Regions from separate parts of the Homo sapiens genome. Here region 2 is linked to region 1. A link is a loop called in an ENCODE intact Hi-C map of the cell type or tissue named here. Cell type or tissue: natural killer cell. All regions are shown on one strand. Each heading gives the region's core, and the rest is flanking DNA. Links, peaks and the distances in the headings are about the cores only. Region 1 overlaps MAD1L1 (mitotic arrest deficient 1 like 1). Region 2 overlaps MAD1L1 (mitotic arrest deficient 1 like 1).

Region 1 (15,676 bases), core at 5,046-13,045:
GGATTCAGCTTTTCTGGGGTCGTTTGCCACTCATCTGTCTGGAAGCTTTCCAGCTTCCATTTTAAAGGCTATTTGATGCTGTGCCTTCTTTTCTTTGTCTTCAGGTAAATGCCTCAAAAAAAGTAAGCAAAACCTTTACCCTTGTTTTACCGGGATTTTGAGAGAGATTACACTTAAGTGCACGTGTTCAAGCTACCGTCTTTAACTGAAGTCTTTGATGATTTTTCCGTTTATATAATATATATTTTAAGTGAAACACACATCATTTGCATCCTGTTTCTCCACTATATATTATAACATAAACACTTCCCCATGTTTTTATAGGTTTTTGTAAGTCTTAATGTATAGTTGATTAACCCCTTTTGGAGCTTGAGTGGTTTCGCGTTTTCACCTAGTGAGAATGAAGGTGAACTGTTGGCCATGTTTTGACTTCTGTGCGAGAGAATTCTGTGTGTCTGGAAAGACCAACTGTAGCCTGTAGGAGCCTGGCTGCACTGAGAAATCCCATCGCTTGTGTTTCTTACTGGTGACGGCAACAGCCCCCAGCAGCAGCGGTGGCCATGATTGCAGTGAGAGGCAAGTGATGTTTGTGCGGGGCTCACTGTGGGCCCCGCATGGCACTGCGTGCATCTCCACGTTGATCGAGTTCTAACTGCGGGCCTGAGACGGGGTTTAAGGATATTCACTGTATTGAGGTGGAACTCGCACACCGAAGGGCTGGCTGTGGGCCCCGGGTGGCACTGCATGCATCTCCACACTACTGAATTCTAACTGCAGGCCTGAGAAGGAGTTTAAGGATATCTACTGTATTAGCGCAACTCGCACACAATGGAAGGGATTCATTTAAACCTGAGTTCATGGTCGGCGAGTACCAAGGGCGGGCGGTGGTACCCTTATCCGGGGAGCAGGTCATAGAGGCTACATTATCTTCAGAGTTTTAAAACAATAAGTAAATAAAAGTGGATGCACTTCTTACCACCACATGCCTGCAGTTCTAAAGAATGCCAGCAATGATCTACAATTCTACCACCATTCCCCCACCAGATGCCACCGTCACGTCTCAATAGATGTATGCACAAGCATGCAGCCACCACAGTAAGATATAGGACACAGCCCAGCAGGTGTTTAAATTTTTTACTTTTAAAATTATATAATAGGCTGGGCATGGTGGCTCACGCCTTTTATCTCAGCACTTTGAAAGACCAAGGCCGGCAGATCACCTGAGGTCAGGAGATTGAGACCAGCCTGGCCAACATAGCGAAACCCCGTCTCTACTAAAAATGGAAAACTTAGCTGGGCGTGGTGGCGCGTGCCTGTAATTCCAGCTACTTGGGAGGTTGAGACACGAGGATCACTTGAACCTGGGAGGTGGAGGTTGCAGTGAGCCGAGATCGTGCCACTGCACTCCAACCTGGGTAACAGAGTGAGACTGTCTCAAAAAAAAAAAAAAAAAAAAAAGTAAAAATTAAAATTATATAGTAAAATTAACTTTTTTCTTATAGGATACAGCTCTATGAACTCTAATCACCCTGTAATCAGAGTGCAAAATAACATCAACCCTTCAGGAATCCTCCATGGTCCCCCTTTCCATTCACCCAGCCACACAGGGACCTCCCGGCAGCTGCACATGTCTGCTCAACTCTGCGGCTCGGCTTTTTCCAGCCCAGTCCTACAACATGCAGTCTTTTGAGACTGGCTCCTTTCATTCAGCACAACGCCCTCGAGCGAGATCCATCCAGGTTGTTTGTGTATAAAAGTCAGTTCCTTTTTCACTTAGGTAGCTTTCTCATAAATTTTGAGGTCAGGAGCTATGAGTCTCCCTGGTGGTGGTTCTTTTTCAGGGGGTTTGACTCCGCTGACGGGTAAACAGTGGGCAGTCTTCTTCTCCCTGACACAGATGGCTTTACATTTACTTAGGTTTTCTTCCATTTCTTTTAGCAATGTTTGGCAGTTTTTAGGGTACAAATCTTATGCCTCCTTGGGTAAATGTATTGCAGAGTGTTTTGTTCTTTTTGATGCTGTTATGAATGGAATTGTTTTCTTGATTTCCTTGTCAGATTGCTTGTTCCTAATACAGGGAAATACAACTGATCTTTTGTGTGTTGACTTTGTATTTTGCAACTTTGCTGATTTTGTTTATTGACTAGAACAGGTTATTTGCAGCTTCTTTAGGGTTTTCTGTAGCCTGGCATCTGCAAAGAGAGAGAAGTAGTTTCACTTTTTCTTTTCCAATTTGGATACAATTTATTTCTTTTTCTTGACTAATTGTTCTGGCTATGTTGAATAGAAGCAGCAAAAGCAGACATTCTTGTCTTGTTCCTGATTTAGGGGAAAAGCTTTTAGCCTTTCACCATTGAGATTGACATAAGCTATAGGTTTTTTGTTTTATTTATTTATTTATTATTTTTGAGGTGGAGTTTCGCTCTGTCACCCAGGCTGGAGTGTAGTGGCACCATCTTGGCTCACTGCAACCTCTGCCTCCCGGGTTCAAGTGAATCCTGCCTCAGCCTCCCGAGTAGCTGTGATTACAATCATGTGCCACCATGCCTGGCTAATTTTTGTATTTTTAATACAGATGGGGTTTCATCACGTTGGCCAGGCTGGTCTTAAACTGCTGACCTCAGGTGATCCACTCACCTCGGCCTCCCAAAGTGCTGGGATTACAGGCGGGAGCCACCACACCTGGCCAACAGTCGATTTTTTGAAAAGATGGAATTGCCACACTGTTTACCAGATTCAATAGGCAAGTTGCGGAAATTGGACGGAGAGTTCTCATACCCTCTTCACCCGGTTTCTCTCGCTGTTGACATCTCACGCTGCCATGGTGCTCGTCACCGGCGTGTGACTCTGGGCCTGTCTCCAGCCCTTGTTTGGATCCACCAGGCTTTCCTGCATGTTGCAGCCAGGGCACCGTGTTGATTTTAGTCGTCACATCTCTTCTGCCGCTGGTCGGTGACAGTTTTGTCTTTCCTCGCTTCTCCTGACCTCAGTATGTTTAGGAGTCCCTAGAACGCCCCCGAAGCGAGCTTGTGTGATGTGTTTCATTGTTAACCTGAGATGGTGGTTTTTGGAAGGAAGATCACAGACGACAAGTCCTTTCTCACCACGTCCCATCAGGGAGCCCCTGACATCCACGCAACAGCAGGTGGACCTGACCGCTGGACTGAGGCGTTGACAGCGGACCTGACTGCCGGACTGAGGCGTGGACAGTGGACCTGACCGCTGGACTGAGGCGTTGATGGTGGACATGACCGCTGGCATTGACGGTGGACCTGACCGCCGGACTGAGGCATGGACAGTGGACCTGACCGCTGGACTGAGGCATTGATGGTGGACATGACTGCTGGCGTTGACGGTGGACCTGATCGCCGGACTGAGGCATGGACAGTGGACCTGACCGCTGGACTGAGGCATTGACAGTGGACCTGACCACTGGACTGAGGTGTGGACGGTTGACCTGACCACCAGACTGAGGCGTTGACAGTGGACCTGACCGCTGGACTGAGGCGTTGATGTGGACAAGACCGCTGGTGTTGACGGTGGACCTGACCGCCGGACTGAGGCGTCGACGGTGGACCTGACCGCCGGATTGAGGCGTGCTCTGCCGGGTGCCTCGTCCGCGAAGCTGTTTGCACTTTCTCCAGTCTCTTCCTTGGAAGCGAATCCCTCAGGGCACAGGCGACGCTCCCCCTCTGGAGGGATGAGTTCTACATGTATGATGTGGAGTTCTGTGAGGGAGGTGTCTCCTCTTCCCCATTTATTCACTTCTTCATTTATTACCAGCAGTGTGGACTGGAGGGAGTTTGCCACGTGCTCTGTGTTCTGATCTGGTGCACGCACCAGGACTTGTTTATTACCAGCAGTGTGGACTGGAGGGAGTTTCCCGCGTGCTCTGTGTTCTGATCTGGTGCACGCACCGGAACTTGTTTATTGCCAGCAGTGTGGACTGGAGGGTGTTTGCCGTGTGCTCTGTGTTCTGATCCGGTGCATGCAGCGGGACTTGTTTCGCTGCGTGATCTCCCCGCGGCCGGCCGCGCCCTGCTGTGCCCCGTCATTGGGTTTTCTGAGCCCTTCCTCACTCTCTGGCACCACAGGGTGCTCCAGACTCACCTCGTGTCCTCTGCCCCAGCTTTCCAATCATCCGTTCCTCCAGGGAGCCCGGAGCCTTCTCTTGGCAGCACAGTCCTGAGCAGCCCAGGTCAGGGTCTGGGTATGCCTGTGGCTCCTGGGACGGCACTGCTTCTACACCCTCCCGCCAGCTGCCTTTACCGTAGTGTTTGCGTGCTGTAAATATTTCTGTCCTTTTACTTGCAGCGTACCTGTACCCGTTCTTTGAGTTTCTGTATACATGATGTCATCGGGTCAGTTTCTAAACCATCATGGCAATCTCTGTCTTTTCATTGCTACCATTTTATTATTTGTTTGTGTGTCTCCTCCATTTTTGTTTTTCCTTTTCATGCTTCCTGCTTTCTGTTGAGTTACTTGAATGGTTTTTAGTATTTCATTTTAATTTAGCAGATGGGCATCTGACTATTTCTCAGTCTGATGTTTTGAGTGTTTGCTCTGGGAATTAGAGTACTTATCACTGCCTACTGAGAATCAGCCTCATCCCACTTGAAGTCACACCTGGAAGCCCCTCCCGGCAGGTCCCTTGCCCTCTCCCTTCCTGCTGTCCCTCTACCTACATGGAAATGCCACAGGTTTTGTTTTCAGTCATACAGTGTTTTGAAAAGGGCAGTAAGAGACCCGGGTATTATCTGTAAGCCCAGATAGCTGCCATCTGTTCCTCCTTCATTGTCGATGCTCCAGGTATCCTTCATGTCCTCTTTCCTTCTGAAGGATTTCCGGCAGCCTCTCCTGGAGAGCAGGTGGCTACGATTCCTCACGGTTTCCCTCGGGTGGGTCCGTCTTTATTCCTCTCGTGTTCCTGAAGGAGCTCTGCCCTGCGCACGCAGCGCGGCCCGCGGCCCTCGCCTCCCAGCACGCCACGATTGCGGCGTTCCTCCTCCTCACCGCGGTTCCTGCCTGGGGAGAGATTTGCAGACGCTCGAATCGCTGTTCCCTTTGAGGTCACACAGTTTTTTTCTGTTTTCACCATTTTTTTTGCCTTCAGTTTTCAGCAGTTTCGTTTGGATGTGTCTGGGTGTGGATTTCTTTGGGTTTATTCTGTTTGGAGTTTGCTCAGCTTCTTGAATCTCTAGGGATTTTTTTTGTTTTTTTTTTTTTTTTGCCAAGTTTGGGATATTTCAGCCATTTATTTCCTTAAATACTTTTTCAGCAATTCACTTTTCTGTGAATTTGCTGAGACCTTTGGGTTTCCGTGTGCTGTGAGAGCGTGCACACTCGTCTGCATGGGCCGTCTTGTGGCCCCTCTCCGCCGCACTTCCCAGATAACCCAGCCCCATCTCCTCAGCCCCAGCAGCTGGAACTGCCTCTCTCCAGGCTGACTTGAAATCTCTGTGGTTCTTCATGTGCCGAGTAATTTGGGGTTATGTCCTGAGCATTGTGAGAAGAGGTTTTGTGTTTAAGTCCTGTGAGAAATGAGAGTGTTTTAGTTTAGCAGTGAGCCGACCTGGGTGGTTTCTAGCCCAGGTCCCAGCGACCTTCTGTGGGGCGCGGTTCCCATCCCAGTTCAGGTTGTGAAGCCTTGGCAGCGCTCCTGGCCTTGGCCTGGGACATTGGCAGTGCCTGTCAGCTTAGCTATCATCAGCTTCAGAGGCCAGTGTGGATGGGACCCAGGCACAGGCCAACCCAGGGACGCCCTCAGCTCTCACCGGCTTCAGATGCCAGTGTGGATGGGACCCAGGCATGGGCCGACCCAGGGATGCCCCCCAACTCTCCAGGACTACGCTTTTCAGTCCTTCCATTCTGTGATCTTCGGGTCCTTTCACGTTTCTGGGTCTCCCCTTTGTGGTCCTCCAGGGACGTGGGGCTCTCTTCGCACCGTCTGTTGCACTTTGCTGGTGTCATGGAGGTTGGGCCCACGCCCGGCCCTGCAGGAGGGAGGACAGGGAGGAAAACGCAGCTAGAGTTTGTCCTGCCCATCTGGAACGACAGCAGCTTCAGACAGAGAGCACGGCTCCTGCCTCAGGCTCCCTGCCGCCACTGCAGCCCTGTGGGCTGAGCCCGTGGTAGTGTGCGAAGAGCAGAGGCAGGGGCCACGGGGGCCGGGGAGTCCATACTCCGAGCAGGGAGGGTCCCACGCTCCTGAAGCTCAGTGGCTTTCTTTTCCGGCCCCCAGGTGAGTGCTGGAGGACTTCGCCTTGAGCTCCTGGTACAGCAGCCTCACCACTGCCTGGATGGTGGCACGAGGTTGAGGTCAGGGGATGCGAGAGAAGAGCCACGATGTTCCCTACCCACCAGTGCGGTGGGCCTTCCAGAGCCGGGCACGTGTCCAGGCATTGTAGCCCTGTCTGTGGGAGAGGAAGGGCAGGCGTGGGCACCCGTCACACTGCCATGTCTGCGCGGCTTTGTCACGTGCTCTCTTTATGACAAACAAGCCTGGAGGGGCGAGGTGCTCCGTGTCAGGACACGCAGCGAGTGTTGGGTTAAGCTGGGCCCCACCCACCCTTGTGTGACCATCTCCAGGGCTGGGGGTCCTACGTACCCCACTCGCCAGCCTCTCTGGTGGGGTTCCCACACCCGTTGTTCAAGGGAAATGGTCATCAATGCCTGCTGTGAGCCAGACACCATGATCAGGGCTGGAAACGTGGAGCTAGCCATTTGATGAAGGGGACAGAGAAGTAAAATGTGAAGTGTGGTGGTCAAGGCCCACTGGGGAGGGGCTGGCGGGCAGTGCAGGGGTCTGGGACCCGTGGGAGGCTGGCCTGGGTGAGGGGCTTCCTGGACTGGATGCTGTCTGCCCGTTGGGCCTCGGGTCTCCCTACTGTCCCCTCTCCAGGCCCCAGGAGCCTCACCTGCGGCACCCAGGCCTCCCGCCCCCATTATGCATCTTTTAGTTCAGCAAAAACAACTAATCATTTTTCTTGCAAAAGTTTCCCCCGTGTGTGATGGGTTTGTTATAAGCAAGATCCCGGCTACCCTCCACCTGCTTTCCACGCACACGCTCGGAGACAGGCACCTGCTTTGATTGGCGTCATCTTCTCGAGGAAAGATCTAGGCTGGCAGCTAATTTATGTAGCGCTCCTCGTGTTTAAAAAAGTTGCAGTAAGTCAATTTCAAGAAGCTTATGCCAGAACTGATTGCTTTGAGCCATTTGAAGGCAAACCAGAATTCTGAGCTTTTGAGCACCATCCCCCCAACTTGTTTATTCGTTTGTTCTCTTTCTCGCTCTCTGTGCGGTAGCAGTTTGTCTGAAAGGAGGGCAGCAGAAGAAAGCGCACCCCTTCGGTGCACAAATGAGCCCGCATGTGGGCTTGCTGTCTGGCGGCGAGGGTGGGTCACGCAGGTCATTCTGTTAACATGGCTGCAGCTACACGCGTGCGCTCATTCCAATTCAGCCCTTGAAAGCATTTTGCTCCCAAGCCTTCAGAATCCATAATATCATTTTAAAAGGGGCCTTTTCATCCAGCGTCTCCCTAAGTCAAGAAGCCCCTGCAGAAGGCAGCTTCTCGGAGATGGCCTTGGAGGCCCCCACCATGTCGTCACTCATCACCTTGGGCAGGTTCACTCCCCTATGAAGCCCTGGGAGGCGAGGGTCAGGAACACCCACCCTGGGCCCTCGGCCAGGCCCCTTACCAGCTCTGTGATCAGGGGCCTCTCAGATGGCTTTCTGAGCCTCAGTCTCCCCTTTACTCAGGCACCAGGACTTCCCTGCTAGATTGATGTGAAGACTGAGGGGGTTGTTTGTAAAGCCACAGCACTTGCGGGGCTCCCAAAACCTCTCCAGGAGGCATCAGCTGGTGCCGGAGGTGTGTGCTAGGTCTCACACTGCACGGCCACCCTGCCGAGAGACGGTGACACTGGGCTGTGCTCAGATGTCTCCCCTGCCGGCGCTCCCTGCCTCAAGAGGAGCGAAGCATTGTTGCTGCAGAAGTACCTTCTAGGCCCATGCTCAGGATGTTGGTGTGAGTGGGAGTGCCCCAGACACCCAGGGAGGGCAGCGCACGGCGTCTGCTGGGATGACAGAGACACTTGCCCCTGGCCAGCAGCCTCGCCTCCGGAAGCATGTCCTGCAGGTGCGCCGTACAAGCAGGAAGCAGATGTCAGAGGTCATTCACTACAGTATGGTTTTTACAGCTTTCCTGAGGTATAACTGGTGTGCAGTAAGCTGCGCGATGTCAAGTGCAGTGTGGTGAATTTGCATGTACACACACATACACCCATGGAGCCGTTACCACATTCATATTCAAGACCCCCAGACATGTGCTCTTGTTTGACAGGAATCCCTCCTCCCTGCCTCCTCTCCCCACCCCAAACCCGCCGACGTGCTTTCCATCACTGTAGATTGGCGGGCGGCTGTCGAGTCTTCTGGGCATGGCGTTGGTCCTGGAGCATGTGGTCTCCCTCTTTTTGCTTCTTCCACGCAGCATGGCTGGTTGGGGGAGAGATCACTGTGCACACAGCTGTGTTGTCTTCACTGCTGAGTTGTGTTCTGTCGTATGGAGACACCAGTTTATACGTTCCCTTGCGATGGACATTTGGAGTTTTTCTGGTTTTTGGCTATTCTGAAACTGCTGGATATTATAAATAAAGTCCCATGTAGAAATCGACTTCGTTTTCTTTCAGGTAAACGCCTAGTGTGGAGTGGCTGGCGGTCACGTGTGTAACGTGTTCCGAGGTTGCCCGTCTTCCAGAGTAGTTGGTGTGCAGCTTCTCCTCACCAGCATGCAGCACAGTCTTTTTCCTTAGTCCCTCTTTTATTTTTTTAAATGTTTCTTTTACAGACAGGGTCTTGCTCTGTTGCCCAGGCTGGAGTGCAGTGGTGGGATCATAGCTGCCTGCAGCCTCTGACTCCTGGGCTCAAGTGATCCTCCCACCCCAGCCTCCTGAGTAGCTGGGACTACAGGTGTGCACCACCACACCCGGCTAGTTTTTTAAAGGTTTTCATTTAGGCTTTCTAATAGGTTGGCAGTCATGTCTCACTGTGGCCTTTTATTTTTTATTTCACAAATGACTAATGATGTTGAACATCTTTTCATTCAGCTCACTTGTCATCTGTAGATCTTCTTTGGTAAAGCACCTGTTTTTTTGTCCATTTTAAAATTTGATTATTTTTCTTACTGTTGAGTTTGGGAGAGCTCTTTATATGTTCTGGATACAAGGCCTTTATCAGATTATTTGCTTTCCAAATATTTTCTCCCAGTCTGTGTCTTGTCTTTTCGTTCTTTCATCAGGTATTTTGAAGAGAAGTTTTTTTATGATAAAGTCCAATTTTTCAATGTTTTCTGTTATATATGATCCTTTGGATATTAGTCCATTTTCATGCTGCTGATAAAGACATACCCGGACTGAGTAATTTATAAAGAAAAAGAGATTGAATGGACTCACAGTTCTACATGGCTGGGGAGGCCTCACAATCATGGCAGCAGGCAAAAGGCACATCTTACATGGTGGCAGACAAGAGAGAATGAGAGCCAAGCCAAAGGGGAAACCCCTTATAAAATCAGATCTTGTGAGACTTATTCACGACCACGAGAATGGTATGTGGGAAACCATCCCTGTGATTCATTATCTCCCACCGTGTCCTTCCCACAATAGATGAGAATGGTATGGGGGAAACCGCCCTATGATTCATTATCTCCCACCACATCACTCCCACAACACGTGAGAACGGTATGGGGGAAACCGCCCTGTGATTCATTATCTCCCACCACAGGCCTCCCACAACACACGAGAATGGTATGGGGGAAACCACCCTGTGATTCATTATCTCCCACCACGTCCCTGCCACAACACACGAGAATGGTATGGGGGAAACCGCCCTGTGATTCATTATCTCCCACCATGTCCCTCCCACAACACACGAGAATGGTATGGGGGAAACCGCCCTGTGATTCATTATATCCCACCATGTCCCTCCCACAACACACGAGAATGGTATGGGGGAAACTGCCCTCTGATTCATTATCTCCCACCATATCCCTCCCGCAACACATGGGGATTATGGGAGCTACAATTCAAGATGAGATTTGGGTGGGGACACAGCCAAACCCTATCAGGTATCATAGCTAAGAAATCTTTGGCTGTCCCAAATTTACAAGATTTTCTCCTGTATTTTCTTTTAATAACTTTGTAACTTTTGGTTCAGGATTGAGCAGGATTTTCATTTATTGTACAAGATTTTAATTCTTTATTTCCCCCAAGAACACCCAGTTGTTCCAGAACCATTTGTTGAAGAGTTTGTCCTTTCTACGCTGAATTGCCTTCATATATTTTTCAAAAATTGGTTGTGTTTGTGCTCCTATTTCTGGACTCTGTTTTGTTTGATCGGTCTGTCTGTCTTGCAGACCAGTACTGCACTGTTGTGATTACTACGGCTTTAACGTAGTTGGTGAAATTAGGTAGCCCCTCCTTTTTCATTGTCAATGTTGTTTTCTCTATTCTAGGTCCATTACATCTCCATATGAATTTTAGAATCAGCTTGCCAATTTGTACAAAGAAGCCTGTGGGATTTTGACTGAGGTTGCTGATTCTGTGGATTAATTTGGGGGAGAAGTGCGTTCCCAACACCCAGAGTCTCCCAGCCTGTGGACAAGGCCTCTCTCTCTCCCTGTGTGGAGGTTGCCCTGGAGCTCTCTTCACAGTGCTCGGAGCTTGTCACGTGCAGGTTTTTCTTGGCCTGTTCCGTTCCATCTCTGTGTATTTCATGGTGTTGGATGCTTTTGTCAGTAGTATTTTCCAGATGACTTTCTGGTGCTGATTGCTAGTTTAATTCCATGATGGTCCTATAACATAGTTAGAATTATGAAATTCCTAAATAGACTGAGCCTTCTTTTATGGTTTAGCATGAGGTCTTCTTGGTACATAGTTCAAGTGCTCCTGAAAAGACTGGGTCTCCTGCTCTTAAGAGTCGAAGCATTTATCCAGGTGAAATAGGTCAAGTTGGCTGATCATGTGGTCCTTGTCCTCCTGATTTTTTGCCCGTTGTTCTATCAGCTATTGAGAGAGGGATACTGAAGTCTCAGATTGTCATTGAGGACCCGTCTATTTCTCCCTGCATTTCTGGCTGGTTTTGCTTCATTTGTTTTGCAGCTCTTTTATTAGCACACACATGTTTAGGATTATTATTTTCCTTTGATTAATCAATCTCTTTATTATTATAAGTTACCTTCTTGGTAATAATATGTGCTCTGAAATTTACTATTTCTGGTATTAGTAGCGTCTCTGGCTTTCTCTTGCTGGTTTTCTTAGTGATGGCATGTTATGTCTTTTTGCATCTTTGTATTTAAAGTGCATTATTGTCAGCGGTGTCTGATTGGGTGTTGCTTTTTAATCCAGTTTGAGTGTCTGCCTTTTAATTGTGGTAGTTAGGCTACTTACATCTAATTTGTTTATGATATAATTAGTTTTGATCTTGTCATTTGACTGTTTTCTACTCATCTGTCTCTTCTTCATTTCTGTTTCCTTTTTTTTTTTTCTTTTTACCTTTTTTCAATCCACTTTGGTATTTTTCTGATTTTGTTTTATTTCCTTTTTTGGCATCTTAGCTATAAGTCTTTGTTATTTTAGGGCTTGCTGTAGGGTATATAGTATACATCTTTAACTTACCACAGCCTACCTTCAAGTGATATTACGTCTTCTCACACACAGTATAATCACCTTACAGCCACAGTGTTGGTTTTTCTCCTCCAGCCTTTATACTGTTGTCATACATTTTATTTATTCTATATATTAAATCCCCAATATATTTTCATTAGTTTTGTTTAATCTATTAATCACTTTAAAAAGTTAATAATTTAAATTTTTTTAAGAGACCTGAATGTAAGAAAGATCCTCCCTAAATGCAGCTGCTGTTCCAGCCCTCCTGGTTCTCCGTGCAGATCTGGGTGTATTTGCCCCGCCCCGCCCTCGTCCTCCCTCACCTGCAGGCCTTACCTGACATTTCTGTAGAGCAGGTCGGCTGATGATGAATTCTTTAAGCTTTCGTGTCTGATCTGAAGGCATCTTTATTTGCTTCTGTTTTGGGAGATGTTTTCACCGTTAAGGTGGCGGTTTTTATTTCTTTCGTTATTTCAGAAATTTCTCCCTCCTCTTTTCTCCGTTGCACTGTTTCTCATGAGAACCCCGCCTTGTGCCTCTGTAGGTACCACCTCTGCCTTTAAGATGGTTTTCCGTGCCGTGGTCCTGAGCAGGCTTGTCCTGATGTGCTCTGGGGCTGCCAGCGTCTTCTTTCCTGGGCCTGTGTTCCTTGCGCTGCCTCGTGTCTGTTGAGCTTTCTACATCTGTGGCTTTATCCTTTCCATTGAAAGTGGAACTTTCTTATAGTATTTGTCCCGTCGCTTCCTCTGCCTTCTTTCTTTTGGGGACTCTCGTTCATGAATTTTATGCCTCATGAAGCTGTCCCACAGCTCAGTGATTCTCTTTTCATTTTTCAGGAATCTTTTCCTCTCTGTGTTTGTTTGCTTATTTATTTGTTTTTGAGACAGGGCCTCGCTCTGTCAGTGCTGGAGTGCACTGGGGTGATCTTGGCTCACTGCAGCCTCCACCCCCTGGGTTCAAGCGATTCTTATGCCTCAGCCTCCTGAGGAGCTGGGACTACAGGGGTGTACCACGACGCCCGGCTAATTTTTTTATTTTTAGTAGAGAAGGGGTTACGCCATGTTGGCCAGGCTGGTTTTGAACTCCTGGCCTCAAGCGATCCAGCTGCCTTGGCCTCCCAAAGTGCTGGGATTACAGGCGTGAGCCACCGTGCCTGGCCTCTGTGTTTTGTTTTTGATAGTTTCTATTGCTGTGCCCTCGAGGACATTAAACTTTTCTCTTACGGATTCTAATCTGTCATTAATCCCATCCAGCATGTTTATCTGACAGGTAGTTTCCACTTCTACCTGTGTCTCTTCCGAGTCTGAACTGTTGCATTTTTCCAGTAGTTTTAACAACTGTCTAAATGTCCCTGTTTGCCAGTGTTGCCGTCTGTGCAATGCTGCGTCTTGGTAGGTATTCGTTGTTTGGTTAATCTCTTCATTATAGGCCGTGTCTTCCTGCTGCTTTAAATGTCTGGTAATCTTTGACTGGATGGCAGGCATTGTGAATTTTAGCTTGTTGTGTTCTAGATGTTTTTGCATTTGTATCAATCTTCTTGATCTTTTTTCAGAGATGCAGTTAGGTTTCTTGGAAAGAGTTGGGTTTCCTCGGGTCTTGCTGTTGTGGTGTGCTGGGACGCCCTGGAGCAGTTCTCAGGCTGGAATAGCTGTCCCTGCTCCTGTCCCTGTGCGGTGTCGAGTAATCTTTCCATCACTACAGGCCTTGACAGACTTTTTTTATTTTTAAACCACATGAATATGTTTTCCATTCAAAATATTAGATCTAGAAATGAAGACAAAACTAGACAGCTTTTTACAGTGAACTAAAACTGGCCCCATTCCGGTTGCGGCCATGGAGGTTTGTTTTGTATTCTATTCCCACTGTGGAGAAGGGAACTCACCATGGGTCGCCTGGAAGCGTGCTTTTGTTTCTCATCTGAATTGTGCCTCTGTGGTCCCCTGTCATCAGCTTCTTCCACACCCCGCAGTAGAAGTCCTTTCCTGTCTTTTCCTCATTTCTGAAGATGTCCCGAGGTTGCTTTCCTGTCCCTCAGTGTCCCCTGCACTCCGCCATCACATCACCCTCTGGGAGTGGCTGACGGACACGGACACACTGACTCCCAGGCGTCCTGCCTCGGGCTGGTTCCCTCTGTGCTTCCAGCCAAGGTGTGGTCGACAGAGACTTTCTCCGCACAGGCTCCTCCAGCTGAGCAGGGGCCGCCACGGACTCCCCCATCCTGTACTTGTGTCGTTTTCCAATTTTCTCTTGATGTTATCGCTGGACTCTGAGAGCTTCACAGATATGTATTTAGAAATAAAGCTGTATAGCTGGGTCTCCTAACCTTTCACCTCCTTATCACCCAGAGGGTGGGACTTCCCCAGCATGGCTGGCCTCGGACACCTGGTCACCGTCTTGCTGTCCTTGCAGGTTGAAGGTCGAGGAGCTGGAAGGCGAGCGGAGTCGGCTGGAGGAGGAAAAGAGGATGCTGGAGGCACAGCTGGAGCGGCGAGCTCTGCAGGTGAGGGCGGGGCAGCCTCTGGGTGAGGCACTGCCTGGGCCTCTCATTTCTTTGGGCGTCGTGAACGACCGTGGTTCCTGCTGCCACAGAACACCCGTTTTCTGGCTCGTCTGTCTGAACTCTCCTCCCTCCCATGTGCACCCCCTTGCCTGGCAGGGAGGCCATGCCGCTGACAGGCCTGCACTGGCTGCCTCTGGAGTCCTCTGCGGCCCGCACCACCCACACGCCTGGTGTCGGTGGAGTGGGCTCTGGGCAGATTTGCACTATGCCCACCCGGGATCTGCTGTGGCGAGGCTGGACTGCTGTTTGTGTTCTTTTAATTGTACTTTCTCTTTGGTTTTCATCCTCCTGAGTTGCTGCATGGCAGGAAGCCCTCAGGTTCGAGGTTACCGGGTTTTTGGACAGGCCATTGATTTTATCTTGGCACCTGTTAGAGGCAGATCAAATCTATTTTTTATGACCAGTTTCTGACGATGGGAGGAGTGACATCTGTGGTGATGGGCGGCTCCGAGCCGCGCTGGCCTGTCCTCAGCCTAGGACCTGTCATCTTGTTTTAACTGGGCCGTGGTGTACAGGGAGCGGTCACGGGGCTGCTGCCCGCCCACCAGAGGCTCTGCGTCAGAGCTGCTGAACGTCTTTCTGGGTGTTGGGCTGAGCAGAGCCTGAACCCTGCTCCTTGGTGCCCACGTTGCTTGCTGACTGGGGGCCAGGCATCCCTGCAGGCACCACTTACGGCTTCCCTGCTCCAGCTTCCAGCCCTTTCCCCAAGGTGTCCTCAGTGGCCGGCCCTTGGAGCTTGTTGAGGCTTGAATGAGGTGAGGGGTGTGGGTGAGTGCGGTGCCAGCACTGGTGAACACCTGATGGGGCCTGGCCACCATCCCTGTTCTGCGCAGACGGCGTGTGCTCGGGAGCTCACTAGCGGAGCACTCCTCTGTGGGAGATGCCAAGGGCTGTCAGGTACCGTGGGGTTGGCATGAGGAGTGGCTGGCAGTGTCACCTGTGACCCTCTCCTGAGCTCTGCCAGGGCCTTGGAGGGGTGGGGGCTCTGCCCCTAGGCATGTCCTGAAGCTGCTCAGAGCTGAGGCGTGGTGCTGCAGTGTGGCCAGTGTGGCCATTTGGGGAGAGGACAGGGCTGGGCCTGGTGGTCCTGGGGAAGCAGATGTTTATGCCGTGATATGGTGACCTCGAGCCTAGCCCAGGATTCAGGAGCTGTTCCTCCCTGGGTCAGGGCAACAGGGACAACTGTGCCCGGATGGCGTGGGAGAAGCAAGTGCAGAGCAGTGAAGCGGGGAGGCCACTGGGGTTCGGCCTGTGGAGTGTTGGAAACTTCCAGACAGCCCTCCAGCTGCCACCACTTCTGACACCCCCTGCGATTACACCCTTAGTGGGGGGACGTCCAGGGTGGCCCTGGGGAAGGTGAGGCCTCACAGGCCCTGTGGTGGCTCAGGCTGCCCCTGGCTCTGGATGCCCAGGGCTGTGCCATTGAAGGAAATACTGTAAATAGGGGTCCATTTC
Region 2 (15,676 bases), core at 4,738-12,737, 87 kb before region 1:
AGCCCTGCTTCTCTCCTCTGGCCACACTCCCTCTCCAGCCTCGCGCCTCTCCTCTCCTCTGGCCACACTCCCTCTCCAGCCCCGCCCCTCTCCTCTCCTCTGGCCACACTCCCTCTCCAGCCCCGCGCCTCTCCTCTCCTCTGGCCACACTCCCTCTCCAGCCCCGCGCCTCTCCTCTCCTCTGGCCACACTCCCTCTCCAGCCCCGCGCCTCTCCTCTCCTCTGGCCACACTCCCTCTCCAGCCCCGCGCCTCTCCTCTCCTCTGGCCACACTCCCTCTCCAGCCCCGCGCCTCTCCTCTCCTCTGGCCACACTCCCTCTCCAGCCCTGCTTCTCTCCTCTAGCCACACTCCCTCTCCAGCCCCGCGCCTCTCCTCTCCTCTGGCCACACTCCCTCTCCAGCCCCGCGCCTCTCCTCTCCTCTGGCCACACTCCCTCTCCAGCCCCGCGCCTCTCCTCTCCTCTCCTCTGGCCACACTCCCTCTCCAGCCCCGCGCCTCTCCTCTCCTCTGGCCACACTCCCTCTCCGGCCCTGCTTCTCTCCATGCCCCTTTCCTCCAGGTGCAGTGTCATGGAGGAATGATGACAGTAGGCACCTTGTCTCCTTCAGGCTGTGACGGGCGCTTTGGTAATCCATCAGTAAGCGTGGTGTGTGCTAGATGTTCTGTGTGATACTCTTTACTGAATTAATGAAATCCTCTCCAACTTGTGCTTTTCTAAGAGTCTTTGTCACGAAGGCCTACCCCATAAATTTTGATGCGGGTTGTTTTTGTTACTGTTGAGTTCAAAACATTTTCTGATATTCTCTGTGGATTTAGAAAGTCTGGCCTTCCAGCAGGATTTAACGCATACAAAGCATATAATACAGGTGGACTGGCCAGCTGAAAAGGGATTGAGAAGGAGAAACCCAGACTCAGTTCACTCACTCGATCATTAATGTTTCATTCCCCAACTTCTTCTTTTTGGGGGGGCGGTGGGGGGAATGGAGTCTTGTTCTGATGTCCAGGCTGGAGTGCAGTGGTGCAATCTTGGCTCACTGCAACCTCTGCCTCCCGGGTTCAAGCAGTTCTCCCCTCAGCCTCTGAGTAGCTGGGACTACAGGTGCACACCACCATGCCCGGTGAATTCTTTGTATTTTTAGTAGGGATGGATTTTGCCACGTTGGCCAGGAACTTCTCACGTCAAGTGATCTGCCCACCTTGGCTTCCCGACGTGCTGGGATTACAGGCATGAGGCACCGCGCTCGGTCATTCCCCAGATTCTTACTGTGCGTCTCCTGTGAGCCTGGCACATTTAGGTGCTGTGGAAAACAGCAGGGAGCTGCACAGCAGACTCGGAGCTCAAGGGCCCCTCTCTAGGTGGGGCTGGGGCAGGTGTCAGTCGCGTTGAGGCGGTGATGGCTGCTGTGAAGAAAGGGAGGCGCTTTAGGGCTCGTGTGTCAGGGAGGGTGTGGGAAGCCGGTGAACAGGCGCCCTTGCTGAGCCCAGAAGGTCACTGCGGGGAGAGCTGTGTCCATCTGCCGTGCTAGACCGTGGTGGGGCTTGGTTTGTGGTAATGATAGCTGCACGGGTACTTGGGAAGGTTGTGGGGCGAGGTGCCACGTCTCCCCGGCTTCCCCGTGGCAATGCCGTAGGTGGTCGTGGTGCAGTGGGAAGACCAGGGGCTTTGGCGTTAGCACAGCCTGTGTTCCTCTCCGCGATCGGCCGCTTGTGTAGGTTTCTGTGGCCCCACAACAGTCCCCCTGGGCTGCCTCTTGGAGCCACACCAACTCCTTGTCCTGGTTCTAGTGTTGAGTAGGACTTGTCCTTCACCCCTCTGTGATAATGGGCGCTGGGTGGGAGCCCGTGGGAGCTCTGTGGTGGGCCTTGGTTCGAGGTGAGCACCGCCCTCGCTCACGTGGGTATCTCCTGGGTCGCTTTGCAGATGGGTCGTGGAGCCAGTCTTGTACTTCCTTCCACGTCTTTCCTGGATAGCCATTCTGTGGTTTCTTCCTCTGCCCCAGTGGGAGCCTAAATCTGGCTGTGTGCTCCTCCCTCCCCTGAGGGTGTGAGATCTAGCCCTCTTTCCCTAGAGCAGAGCAGAGCAGAGCAGAGCAGAGGGCCTCCATCCCTCCCACAGAAGAGCCTGCGCGAGCCCCATGCTGCTTCTGATCGCCGTCTCTTCTGCTCCACACCCCTCTTTAGGTCTGAGGCTTCATGATCGGCACGATTTCTCTTGCTCTTTCTTTTTTAATACTGAAAATTTTTGGTCTTAGGTAGCACTGAAGGGAGTATTTATAACACCCAGTACCTGCTGTGTCATCTGGAAAGCATCATCCTCTGTGACCCTCCAGGGGTTTGTGTCAGACAGTCATCATGTTCCCTGTGGCGCCCGCTGAGGCGTCGGGGGGTCAGCTCTGTGGCCCCGTTTTAGCCCAGCAAGTCGAGGCTTAAGAGTGGCATAGAGACTGCCCAGGCCATGCGGCCAGCCTTGATGCTAGATTTGTGTTTTTTATTTATTTATTTATTTATTTTTGAGATGGAGTCTTGCCCTGTCACTCAGGCTGGAGTGCAGTGGCATGATCTCAGCTCACTGCAACCTCTGCCTCCTGGGTTCAAGCGATTCTCCAGCCTCAGCCTCCCGAGTAGCTGGGATTACAGGCGCCTGCCACCATGTCCAGCTAATTTATGTATTTGTAGTAGAGACGGGGTTTTGCCATATTGGTCAGGCTGGTCTCGAACTCCTGACCTCAAGTGATCCACCCACCTCAGCCTCCCAAAGTGCTGGGATTACAGCTGTGAGCCACTGTGCCTGGTCCTAGATTTTTTTTTTTTTTTTTTTTTTGAGACAGGGTCTCTCTGTGTCACCCAGGCTGGAGTACAGTAGTGTGGTCTCGGCTCACTGCAGCCTCGACATCGCAGGCTCCGGTGATTCTCCTGCCTCAGCCTCCCGAGTAGCTGGGACTTCAGGTGCCACCACCGTGCCCATCTAATTCTTTTGTGTTTTTGTAGAGATCGTGGAAATCTGAGTGTGACTTGGTAGCTCTGGGGTGCAGCCTGCGGTCCCCATGTCTCACCGGTTCCCTGGTGGCGCTCCTGTGCTGCTCCGGGCCAGTTCTGTCAGGGGTGGCAGAGGCCTGGATCGTGCCCTACGATGCGGGCCACAGGGGCCGGGTCACACAGCTGATGTGGATGCTGCTGACTGGCCCTAGGCCTGGCTCACCCCCAGCTCCCTCTGAAGACCACTGCCTACCTGCTGTCCTCACTGTCTGCCTCCGAGAGGACACACGTCCTGGCGTGTGCTCATTCACTCCCTGCTTTCTGTCAGGGTTTGTGGCGTGCCTCTGCCTGGTGCTGTCGTGGCACGCACCGCCTCGCTGTGCTGCCTGCCTAGTGCCTGGAGGGAGGCTTGGCCCCGCTTCCTCTGTCTCTGCTGCCCCCGCCCTTTGTGACAAGCTCTGCACTGTGTACGTGAACACAGGACAGATGGAGTTCGGGCCCTGCCGTCGTCCCTGAGTCCCGGCCCCACCGCTCGGCTCCTCCTGCTACTGTGACCCATGCAACCCATCTTGTCTCCTGGGCTTTAGCCTCTGGGGATGTCCAAGGAGCAGCCCTGAGTACCGCATGTGTTCCCCGCTCTCCCATCACTGCGAGGGCACGGCCCAGCCGAGCGCAGCTCAAGTTCAGCTTCAGACCTTGCTTTGTTCATACTTAAAGCACATCCCTCCACGTACACCTGGATCGGTGCAAAGCCTGCAGGAGGGGCCCTGAGACGCTGGCCAGCCCGGCTTCCAGGGTCGTGTTTGCTCTGCTCAGTGAGAGGGCCTCTTCCCTCCACAGATAAGCAGGGTTCTCTCGGCTTTGGAATTTAATTTCCAGGTGTTAATATATCGCCCTTTCCCATTACCTTTCTAGACTGACATTTCTATTACATCCATTCAGGAAAGAATGTCCACTTTGTTATGGGACAAAGCCATTTGCACAGTTATTAGAAAGCCAACCTTGTCACAGACACTGCTGCACTCTCCCTCCGAGAGGGAGCTGGACCTGGCTGTGGCAGAAAAAAATTCCAGGGAGAAAAGCAATTTTAGGAAATACGGTGAAATCAAAACAATGCATTTTACCCGTCTCCAGTGTGAAGATGATGAAGGTTGGGTTGTGGGAGCGTGGACCGCCTCCACCAGCCCGAGCCCTCCACGTGCGCCCGACCGCCGTCTCTGCCTCAGGTGCGTGGAGTTTGGAGGCTGCGTTACACTGGATTCAGGTCACCCATCTTTACTCTTGGCTCTTTGAAAAGACCACAGTCCTGTCCCCACCCGCCCATGGGTGGGACTTTCTGGACAGTTCCAGGTGAGGCTGTGGAACTCCTGGCCCTTTCAGGGAGATTTGAGGAGATGGCCACAGCACTGTGTTGGGGGAGGTGGGCTGGGAGCAGCAGTGCTCGTGGGCTCTGGCCCTGGTGGGAGTGCCCTGTCTGCGGGCACCCGGGTGCAGCCCTGACCCCTCCCGCCCTGCCTCCCTCTGCAGAAGGGTGCTGGTGGCAGGTGTGTCATCAGAAACCCCGATGAGGGCATTTCTGGATGGTGCTGCTGAGATAAGGCTGTCTCCTCGGGTCTCCGTGTTGAGGGTGGCTAGAATCGGGTGCCCCTGGAGCACTGTGGAAGCCAGGTCTACTTTCTTTTTTGAGGAGTCATGGCCTGCGTCCACTTAATGGTGGCAAATCACACTTGGAGAGCTCGGTCACAGGAGCCTACTGAAACCTGCAGCCCAGAATGCAGGGCCTGGGTCACAGGCTCCCTGGCTTCACCCAGGGGCTGTCCCTGGCCCTGTACCCTGTTGGCCTGGGGCACCCCCATAACCCGTGTCCCCAGGCCCTGGCTGGAACGTGCTGTGCGGGGAAGATGGGCCCCACCTCTGCAGCCTCCTCTGCTTCCCCGTTGCTTTCCTGCCGCCCGCCAGGGCCTTGGGGCCTTCACACAGCTTCTCTACTTCCCGGAACCCAGATCATCCCCGGCGTCCGGCTCATAGCATTGAGGCAGGCCCTTTTCTCCCTTGTTCACCGGCGGCTGGCACAGTTCCTTGCATACAGCAGGCTCTGAGTAAATGCCTGGTGAATATTGGACTCCTTCACCTACAGGAGGTGCTGAGGCCTTTGGAGTGGCCAGGGAGCAGCTCTCCTGCCTCTGCCTCACCTGCCCTGTGCTCTGCCCCCGCCCGGAGGACTCTTGGTCCCAGCCTCACCGTCTGCATGGGCCTCCGCGGCCCCCAAACTCACCGGTTTTCAGGAAGGGCCTGCTACCAGGTAGCAGATCCCGAGGCTTCTGCTTCTGATGCCTGAGCTAATGTCAGCAATGTGGAAGAGGGTGTTACTTGCTTTCAACTTTCCCAACAACCAAAGTCGCAAGACGTGTAGCTGTCAGTGGCAGAGCAGGAGGGTAGGCAGTGGCTGGGAGCAGGTGCCAGGGCAGGGACGGCTCGGCCTTCAGATGCAGGCACTGGAGGCGGCACCCACCCGTTCCCTCCTCAGGCTGGTGGAGGAGCCTCCGCTGTCCCGGGACTTGGGGCAGCTCTCCCTTCTGGATTTCCTCCTCCCACATGTCCTGCTGGGGACACATGGCTTCCTATCTCCCCATGGCCCCGGAGGTCCAGCGCCTCCCTCCCCCATGCTCCAGGCTGGGGCCCCAGCTCCCTCCCGGTTCCTCTGTCTGTTCCGGGCAGCAGTCTGTGGCGCCAGGGCCATGCCCATGCCAGCTGCCGTAGCTGTGTCCCAGCTGTTTGCTCCAGGTTTATTTTGATGGTGTACCCCTTTATAAAAACTGTGGAATTTGCACACTGATACGTGCATATTTGTTTAAAAAGGATAGGTATGACCTGCGGCCAATAATGAACACACCCATTTATTTGTAAGATATAAGGACTTATAAACGTAAGTAGGGTTTCCACTGTATACCTAGGCCCCAGGGAGCTGTCAGGTGCCCTCCCTGGGCACCGTGCCCGGGCCCCAGTGAGTGTCCAGCCCCCTCCCTGCCTGCTGTGCCTGGGCCCTAGTGAGCTGTCCGGCGCCCTCCCTGCCTGCTGTGCCTGGGCCCTAGTGAGCTGTCCGGCGCCCTCCTGGGTGCTGTTGCTTGCTGTCTGTTGGGCATTCTGTCTGTGTGGTCTTCCTGAGGCTGTTACCAACTGTGGTGGCGGCAGGCCTGGGGCTCCTACTACGCCGCTGCCTGTGCTCTGTTGCTCACATGAAGGGGCCAGGGAAGCCTGTTGGCATATGGAGTCATGCCATGGCTGGCTGTGGCGGAGCTGTGGCTGTGCGCGTGGCGAGGACGATAGGGTTCTGCCCTTGTCCGTGGTCACCCTGCTCCTGCTCTCGCTTCTCTGAGGCCAGCCCCTCCTCTCTGATGTGTGCGGAGCGTGGGTCTTGGCCTGCCGGGGGCTCCTTCGTGGAATGCAGGGGGTGCACAGGTGTTGACTCTGCATGAATGGTTGTCTTTCCGCCTGGCTGTTTCCCTGCCTGACGCCCCTGTAAACATCCATTCCCAACACGCTTCCCAGAGGACGCTTGCCCTTGGAGTACTCCTAACAAAAGACTTCCCAGTGAAATCAGTTTCTGGCACCCCATGTGGTATAGCCTGACACGGCACCTGCTGCTCAGCTTGTCCATGGCTCTGAGGAGCCCTCAGGGGCCCCAGGCAGCTGGTGGGGGATGGGGTTGGGGGGTGGACAGCAAGGTGACCTGGCGGGCGCAGGGCAGCTGGTGGGGGTGGTGGGGGGTGGAAAGCAAGGTGACCCAGTAGGCACAGCGCAGCTGGTGGGGGGTTGGGGGAGGTAGGGGACAGCGAGGTGACCCGGCAGGCGCAGGGCAGCTGGTGGGGGGGTGGGGGAGGTGGGGGACAGCAAGGTGACCCGGCGGATGCAGGGAAGGCCCAGTCTTCATGTGCGGTTTCAATGTCTCGTTCCTGGGCTTTTCTGCATTAAGTGTGAGTTTCTAACATACCACGTTGAAACGTCTTGGATCTTGCCTGCTGAGCCACGTGGCTCTTCCTGAAGGACAAGGTCAGCGCCCCCCTCGCCACCACTTCATCCAGATCCCAGGAGCCCCTTCTGTCCTGTAGGCCAAGGCTCCACAGCACCACGTGGGTTATGGACGAGAAACCTGGAGTGTCCTGCTAGGAGAGAGGCTGTGGAATTCCCAGTCCCCCTCAGCTTTGGAGGTTTATACCAGAGAGACCGAGGCTTAGAGAGGAGCCCAGGGAGGCTCCTCCAGTGCCCAGGCCAGGCATCATCCAGCTGGCACAGGTGGCTTTAGCCCAGCCTCGGGGGGACACAAGCAGGGCCTGCAGGGTGTCTGGGAAGGGCTGGAGGGACCAGGCCCGGAACCTTGTCCTGCCTACCCAGGCTTTGGCCTGACATTGTCCTTGTTTGTGCTTTAAAATCCCCTATCCTGTTTGGTAGAGAAACATGCTCTCTTTAAACTCAGTTTCGAAGAAATCCAAATCTTTGAATAACCTTGATCTTGAAAGGAAAGGAAGTTAGCTGCAGGTGAAAATTGATGGTCATGCTCAAAGGCATGGTTCCCTGCCAAGGAAGCCTCTTGAGTCTTTCTACTAAAAATAGCTGCAGCATCCTGGTGGTGGTGTCTGAACCCTCTCTAGGCCCCTCCTGGAGACATTCAGAGATGTTAAAGGTGACAGCCAGCCTCACCTGGCCGTTCCGCACAGGTGTGTTTGCTCCTGGCCTGTGAGGCACAGGTGGGTGGGCCTGCTGAGGACTGAGCCGCCCTCGGGGGTACTGGGCTGCTCCCTCCGCAGCCTCTGCCCCTTCAGTTGTCCTTGGTGTCACGGCACACCCAAGAGCCTTGTAAGTTCCCTGCACCACAGTCTGGGTGGGTGCCTGGGTCCCTGTGTCCATGGTCCTGGGAGAGGTCCCTGGCCTCAGTCAGAAGGTGTGAAGTGTCTGGACTTTCTCCAGGCCGGTGATAGGCCACTGTTGGCTTGTGGTCTCCATGGTTCTGTGGGTGCTTCAACGGAGCTGCCAGAAAGGTCAAGCCACAGCCTGACACCAGCCAGAGTGGAGGCGGCCCAGGAACCCCCTGGCTCACCACCCTCAGCCTGGTGCTTCCGTCTGCCCGTGTGGGTGTGGACATGGGTCTGAGGCACTGGCTAGGGGATTCCCTGCTTCCAGCAGGCGCGTGAGGTTCCATCCTGGTCTCTGGTTTCTGGTCTGGCCTCATACCTGGCTTAGCTCTCGTAGGAGTGCAACAGGTGGAAGGGGCGGTGATGCCCGCAGATGCTGGGTGAGGTGCCCCGTGAACGTGTGGTCTGGTGCCCGCAGACGCTGGGTGAGGTGCCCCGTGAACGTGTGGTCTGGTGCCCGCAGACGCTGGGTGAGGTGCCCCATGAACGTGTGGTCTGGTGCCCGCAGACGCTGGGTGAGGTGCCCCGTGAACGTGTGGTCTGGTGCCCGCAGACGCTGGGTGAGGTGCCCCGTGAACGTGTGGTCTGGTGTCCGCAGACGCTGGGTGAGGTGCCCTGTGAACGTGTGGTCTGGTGCCCGCAGACGTTGGGTGAGGTTCCTTGTGAACGTGTGGTCTGGTGTCCGCAGATGTTGGGTGAGGTGCCCTGTGAACGTGTGGTCTGGTGCCTGCAGACGTTGGGTGAGGTGCCCTGTGAACGTGTGGTCTGGTGCCCGCAGATGGTGCCAGCAGATGTTGGATGAGGTGCCCTGTGAACCTGTGGTCTGGTGCCTGCAGACATTGGATGAGGTGCCCTGGGAATTACAGTGCTCGATAGTCCTCCTGGACACTGGTGCTGATGAAGCGAGTCTGGCCACCCACGCCAGGCAGTGCCCAGTGCCCCTTGGGTGGCTCCTGCCCTCCAGCAAGACATGGGGATGCTGCTGGACCCAGGTGTCTGTGAGGTCCAGGCACAGATCTTGCTTCTGCAGGAGGCCCCTGGGCGGACTAGGTGAGTCCTTCCTCCTACCGCCTCTTTGAAAATCTGTGTGTGTTTAAACTAAATTTCTTGAGTGCCATCAGAAGGCCCGTGAGCTGGTGAGCTGCCCCCGAGCCTTTTGCCACCCATGGTGGGCATGAGCCACCTACTGAGTCGGCTCCGAGTCAGCAGAGGCCATGGAGTGGGGGCCCCCACTGTGCAGGGAGAGGGTCTGACCCTGGGCGGGGCACCGGGAAGGGAGGTGGAGGCCTGAGGCCAGCCCTGCTGGAATTCCTCTCTTCTAGGGGGAGGAAGCCTAGGAGCTGGAATCAGAAAACCTGTTAGAACCTGAGCTCTGTCACTCTCTCACTTGTGCCTGGCGCCAGCTCCCTTTCCCTCTCTTTGCCTTTGCTTCCTCTCTGGAAGAATGAAGCATGCACGCCTCACCCCATCTGCACGGGGAGCCGATTCACAGATTACATGAGGGAATGCTTTGAAAATATTTTTAAATTGTAATGTTCAAATATATGTGTGAGGTAGTTCATCATCAACTCACTCAACAAACATATGGTTAGTTCTATTCTAAGGTGATGTGTGTTCCTAAAAGTCACCCTGCTACACAAAATCACATTAAAAATAAGATGGGACCCTGATGAAAATGGCAGCATGGTTGACGCGGTCAGTGGCTGGACACAGGCAAGTGTGACAATCGGCACAGCTCTTCGCCTCGAGAAGGCCTGGCGCTGGCTTGGGGAAGTGGGAGTGGTGGCTTGTGAGTCACTGTGGAGTGGGGAGAGCACCTGAAGCTGGAGGGGTGTGGCACAGGGGGCTCAGCCAGGCTCGGGAGGCTCCCATCACAGCTCCGTTCAGCTGAGTGCGGTTTTCTGCATTCGTCTTGGAGGAGGTTCTTCACAGAGGGGCGGAGGGGGACTTTTTGGCCATCACTCAACATCCTATGGGACAGCCCCTTCCTGGCTGACCCACCTGCCTGCCCTGTGCCAGGCCTTATGCAGTGTGGTTGATGCTTATTACCATTCATCAAATTTATTTCCTGACAAATCCTATGTTAAATACCTGGCATGGGACCTGCAGTGAGTGGGCATTCGATGTATAGCGGTCACTGCTGGCATTCGTCAGAGTAACTTCTCATTTCATTAACATCCCTCTAATCATCTCACTTAAAACTCACTTGGAGAATTCTGAGCTCAGATTTGGAAATCCCGTGTTTGTGCAACAGGAATTTGTCGTTGGATGAGATGAAGGAACTTGCCTGGGTGAACAGGCAGGATTCGCAGCCCAGGTAGCTGCTCATTCTCCGAGTCCCTCTACACCTACCCCGCTGCCCGACTAGGGTGCTGGAGCATGGTGTCTGAGAGCACGCGTGTGCGTCAGTGTGCACATGCGTGCACCCGGGTGTTCATGAACACACCCGTGTCGGTGCTCAGTGTGCATGCATGCACACATGAGCATTACTGTGTGCGTGTCTGTGCTGCATGAGCTCTGTGTAGGAGACGTGTGTGCATATCTGTGTTGAGTGCTGTGTATGTGTGTGTCCATACGTGTGTACTTGTGTGCGCATGTATGTTGTGCTGTGTGAGTTCTGTGTGCACATGTGATCATGTGAGTGTGCACGTGTGCTTTGTGAGCTGTGCATGCACATCTGTGTGAACTGTGCATTGAGCATGAGTGTGCATGTATCTGTACTGGTGAGCTGTGTGCACGTGAGTGCACGTGTGTGATTGTGCATGTGTCTGTGGAGTCAGCTCTCTGCATATGTGAGTGCACGTGTGTGAGTGTGCATGTGTCTGCAGAGGCAGCTCTCTGTATGCATGTGAGTGTGCATGTCTGTGCTGTGTGAGCTCTGTGTGTGCATGTGTCTGAGCATGCACATGTGTGAGTGCTGTGTGCGCACATGTGTGTGCATCTGTGCTTACCATTCTGGAACACTGGTTCTTTTATGCATTTTGGCTTCTTTTCCCACGAGACCCTCATGGAACATTAAGCCCAGCAGACAAGGCCAGCCCCAACCATTGTGATAGTTATTAAACAGCAATAAAGCAGGATCTGTATTTACAGACCCAGAGTGTGCTCAGACTGGGAGGTATTAAACATCATCCATCATCAAATGGAAAACAGTCAGATGCAGGGAGTGTAGAATGGAGTTAATATTCTTTTGGTTAACTTCACCCATAAAGAGCTAAACTGCCCCCAATAAAACACCAAGGGGAGGAAGGGAGGTTCTTCCAGACGGAAGCAATCATCGGCACGGTCTGCAGACAGGCCCCCAGGGTTTCCTCGTGCCGGTGGGTTTTCTGCAGCTTGTTACGCAGCTGCGGCTCAGAGCAAGCGGTGTCTCAGGGTCCCTTTCCACAGTTCTCATTGCCTGCTTTGCCTTAGGTCAGCTCATCAGCAGCCCTGGGGAGCTGGGGTGAACGGAGGAAAGACACTGACTTGTAGAACCTGAGAATCTGGGAAGGGAGGGCCTTAGCCGAAGACTGTTTGCCCAGGAGGGTGGCACGCAGTAAACAGTTCAACCCAGGAGTTCAACCCGGGAGCTGGCATTGGGGCATGGATGTGCGCGCTGGTGGCCATTCATTACTGATCCTCCAGTTTCCTTTGTCGTCTGTGAGTGGGTGCGCTCAGCCCAGGGGGTGTTGTGTGCGCAGCGTGTGGTGCAGAGGTAGCACCTGGGACAGGGGGCCGGGCACTGTGCGTGTGGGCACAGGGAGCGCTGCTCCTCCTCCTTAGACCTGAGGCTCCTGTCTGGGCAAGGTCTAGCCCTCCACCTAGGAGCTTACGGAATCTTCAGTGGGGACAGATGGTCTGGAAAGGACTCACCTCTTTTCCCACCCTTGGTTGAATGTGGCCCCTTGGGCACAGGCGGGCAGCGCTCACCCCTTTCCTACACTAAGACGTCCTCACGGCTTAGTGTAGGGCAGGCGGGTGAGGCGGGGTTTGTGTCGCTTCTGATCTGGAAGGGGTTTAGCAGCTGAGGAGATGATCGCCACGCAGAGTTCCGTCTCCAGAAAAATAAGAGGATTTGCACAGTTCTTGAACTTCACCCTTCCAAAGTTTTCACCTCTTGTAGACTAGAAGTTTTAAGTGAGCTTCTGTGTGTCGAAATCATTTCATGGGCAGTGCCCCAGCCGGAGCCTGTCTGGAGGGGAGGGTTGGGTGGGCACGGGCGCCGGGCCTGGGAGGAGGAGGACAACATGGGTTTCCTAGCTCGCTGGACGGCCCTGAGGTTGTGGGGGCCTTTGGTGGCTGAAAGGGGTCTTGTATTTCTGTGCACATTGAAAGGCGATCTTATTTGCCTGCGCTGCCGTCCAGCTGAGGACAGGGACATAGGGTGCCTGTGAGTGCAGGCCTGGAAAGGGATGGGACTCCCCTCTGTAGGGAGGGCGGGGCTTCAGTCCACCTGGGGCGTGGGGCCTGCGCCACCACCCGCATCCCAGGAGAGGCACTGATTGCAGGGCTCGGCCTGGGGCTTACATGGGACCCTCCTTGACTCCCTAGAGGCAGCCGAGGTGGCCACTGCAGCACTCAGCTGGTCTTCCCCAGGAAGTCCTTCCCTTACAGGGCCTCCACTGCCGCCTCTGTCATGGGCAGGCCCTCAGGGAGCAGGGCTGTGGCGGCCTGTGGTGCAGGGGACGTGTGCCATGTCTCCTAAAGATGATGGCTCAGCTCCATGGGGGGCCCTCGGCAGAACGTTTGGATTTAAGGACTACTTGGGGCTCACCATGTGCTCCGAGGCTTAGGGAAGGCCTGGGACGGGCCCTGAAGTGCTGTCTGGCTGAGGCTGGGCTCCTCAGGTGAGAAATTGGCTCCCATGTCCCGCTCCCCTCCCCCACCCCACTCTCCTTCCTTCAAGGAATCCTGTTAGACTTTTCACTTTGCTCCACGGCCTCCAAATCCCACTAAGCGACTGTCGCTTTTCCAGGGCATCGTCAGGTGCTGTACTAAGCTTTAATAAAGGGCTTTATCCACAGCTTCAGAAAAGTCTCTAAATAAATTAGATCCACTGGTTAGCCTCCAACGGTGATTTTTATTAACCTCCAGTTAAAGAAATATTGCTGGTTACAGAAGCACAATTTATTTCTGTGTAAGCCAGGCTGGTGTGACCCTGCGGGCTCCCGAGAGGGATAGTGCTATGTACACGCAGAGTGCTGGGCTGGCCATGAGAGGCACCTGAGAGGGCACCCGGCAGCCTGAGGGCTGGGAGTCACTCTCACAGGGACACAGAGACTCTCACAGGGACATGGGGGACTCTCATAGGGACGTGGGGTATCTCACGGGGACACAGGGATACGAGGACTCTCACAGGGATACGGGGGCTCTCACAGGGATACAGGGGACTCTTACAGGGATTCACAGCCACTGAGACACGGGCTGGTGCTCCTGGCCTGGAGCAGAGAGGGGTGTGGAGGCCGGGTGGGAGGCCGGAGCCTTTCATGTCCTTTCTGGCCCCTGGTGGCAGCAGCTCCCTTGCTGAATGGCTTCACCCTGGGAGGTGATCAGAGGCCGGGGCTTGCCGTCAGGGCGCCCTGGCTCAGATCGTGCCTCTGCGGCCGTGTGGCTTGGGCGTGTGGCCCCTGTCAGAGCCTCTGCTTCCTCTGTGAAGTGCGGAGAATGGTTGCTGCTGCTCATCAGAGTGGGGAGGTGACAGGCCTGGCCCGGGGCTCGGGTTTTGTTCATGCTGTTGCCTCCCCTGGGCTCCCCTGTCTACACCACTGGCACAGGAGCTGAGAGGGTGTCCACGCCCCGGGGGACTACGCCATACTGATGGCCTCCATTTCTTGGGGTCTGTCTCACTGAGCTGGGACTCCAGTTCCAGTTCTTGTCATCCTCACTGAATCTCACAAAGCTGAGCGGGAAACACGTGGGCTGTGCTGAGTCGCCCTCGCTGTACAGGAAGAGAAACCGAGGCTGGAGCAGTGGAGAGGCTTGTGTGGTCGATCGCCTGGGGACTTCATGTGTACTCAGGACCCAGACCTCCCGGCCGCACCCCCGTGCTGGTTCTGTGCCCTGCTGAACCATTTGGGAAATTGTGTTATCATCTCACACATGCTGCGGGCTCCTCTGGGATTCACTGCTGCTGTTTCTAAAGCACTGTTCCCAGTGTGTTCACAGCGTCCCCACCTTCTTCCACGTGCGCCGGGCAGCTTCTCTTTGGCCTCTCACACCTGAGGTGCTTTGTGGCAGGAGCGTCCTCTCAGGAGCCTGGGTGCGTGAGTTCAAATCCTGGTCCCAGGTGCTGGCTGTGTGGAACCCAGCCGAAGTCATTCGTCTGTGTCTCAGTTTCGTTGCTGGAGAGAGCGGAGATTGTCCCAGCGTGTCCTCACAGTGTTGTTGGCGGACTGAACAAGTTGGGAGGAATGAGCAAGAGTGACCCTTGGATCAGGACCTGTAGTAGCTGCCTCTGTCCTGTGAGCATTCGCTATGATTTTTATTCCAGACCGTTGGCTGCTCCCCTTCCTGCGGCGCATTGTGGCCGCCAGCTCTAGGCAGCTCGTCCTCCCATGCTGCTGTCTCCCCTCCTCTCTCCATCAGGCCTTTGCTGTGGTTGCTGGAGCATTGCTGCCGCCGTCCATTGCGTGTGCTCTCTTGACGGGACGGGCACCCATCTGTGCTTGAGTCACGTCCGAGCCCGCGGCCGCCACCCACACCCTGTTCCTGCACGGTGAGGTCTGCCACGTTCCAGGGGCAGGCTTTGCCCGGCCCTCCCTGGCCCTGTTCAGTAGCCCTGGGCCCAGCTTATGTCTATGTTGGGCAGTGCGGGGTGTTGGGAGGAGAGAATGGGCAGAGGCCCCTGCCTCAGGGCTCCCTGGGGCCTGGCAGGAGGCCTGGGGTGGTGCTGCCCCCACTCTCGAGAAAAAGGCTGGCACTCCGCAGGGCTGTTTGTGGTGGGAAACAGGCGCTCAGCCAGTCTGGATCCCCAGCCCCCCCAGGCCCTCCGCGTGCCTCCACTCTGCAGGGCACCCGTAGCCTCCAGAGAACAGTCATGACCCAGCGTCCTTGTAGGCACGGTACCCGGGCATCACGTTCCCAAGCCCGCCCATTCCGGCCACCTCCAGCCCACAGGATGTGCCAGGTCGTGCCGAGGGCCTCCTAAGGAGCGTGGGATTGTCAGAACAGATTGCAGCATGGATTTTTGGAGGATTAAAGTTAATTAAAGAGCTCTTCCTTGCTTTCACGTCCTTGTGTCTGCCAGCTATTTACATGCTAATGCTGCCCTGACACCGAGGATGAGGGGTGTCTGCCGCACTGCACTGCGCTGTCAGGAGGGGAACCACAGGAGAAGGAGGGGAGCGCAGTGCTATGTATTACCCTGTGCCCCTCCGATGGGACAGGGGCGTGGATGCAGACACATTCGAAAGTCAGTGGCAGGGTCGTTTTCTTGTATTTCCTGAAGTGTCTTCGTGGCTGACTTGGATGTTCTCCATTCAGGCCCCCCCTTACACTGCATAATTGAATGCATTCTGCGTGGAAATATCTTCGCATAAGCAATTTTATAAATAAAGAGATTGTGGAGAGTAGGGTCTGAAGTTTCTAAGTGCAGGGCTGTGTTTTCCAGAAGCCCATCCTTCTTGGCGAAGGTGACTTTCAGCTTCACGGGGTCGGCCTGTGGCAGCGTCCTCTGGCCCTCAGCAGCACTGCCTTGATGTGGACGTGGACGTGGATGTGGACGTGGACGTGGACGTGGACATGTGTGTGCGTGAAGGCTCCTCAGGTGTATTAGTCCGTTCTTGTGTCTCTATAAAGGAATCCCTG

Evidence for each region. Peaks named below come from ENCODE experiments on the same cell type or tissue, not always from the same donor. Only the 100,000 strongest peaks of a DNase experiment are listed, where the experiment ranks them.
Region 2: a loop joins it to region 1, with 12 times the contacts of the local background. A loop is called at or near these places in 2 of 110 quality-filtered maps.

Annotation. Positions count from the first base shown.
Region 1 is chr7:1,956,114-1,971,789 of GRCh38, reverse strand. It overlaps MAD1L1 (mitotic arrest deficient 1 like 1), which reads left to right. Exons shown (of 19, transcript NM_001013836.2): 16 at 14,071-14,161. Among named protein-coding and RNA genes, the nearest start is that of MIR4655, 120 kb to the right of the region's middle. RefSeq lists enhancers at 9,290-10,489, 13,285-13,965. In natural killer cell, for the core only: no CTCF peak of the experiment used is centred there; a DNase peak (open chromatin) is centred at 9,719; H3K27ac peaks cover 393 bases.
Region 2 is chr7:2,042,817-2,058,492 of GRCh38, reverse strand. All of the region lies in intron 12 of MAD1L1 (mitotic arrest deficient 1 like 1), which reads left to right. Among named protein-coding and RNA genes, the nearest start is that of SNORA114, 38 kb to the left of the region's middle. RefSeq lists enhancers at 1,255-1,807, 1,808-2,361, 2,850-3,365, 8,424-9,027. In natural killer cell, for the core only: no CTCF peak of the experiment used is centred there; DNase peaks (open chromatin) are centred at 8,102 and 8,602; H3K27ac peaks cover 1,082 bases.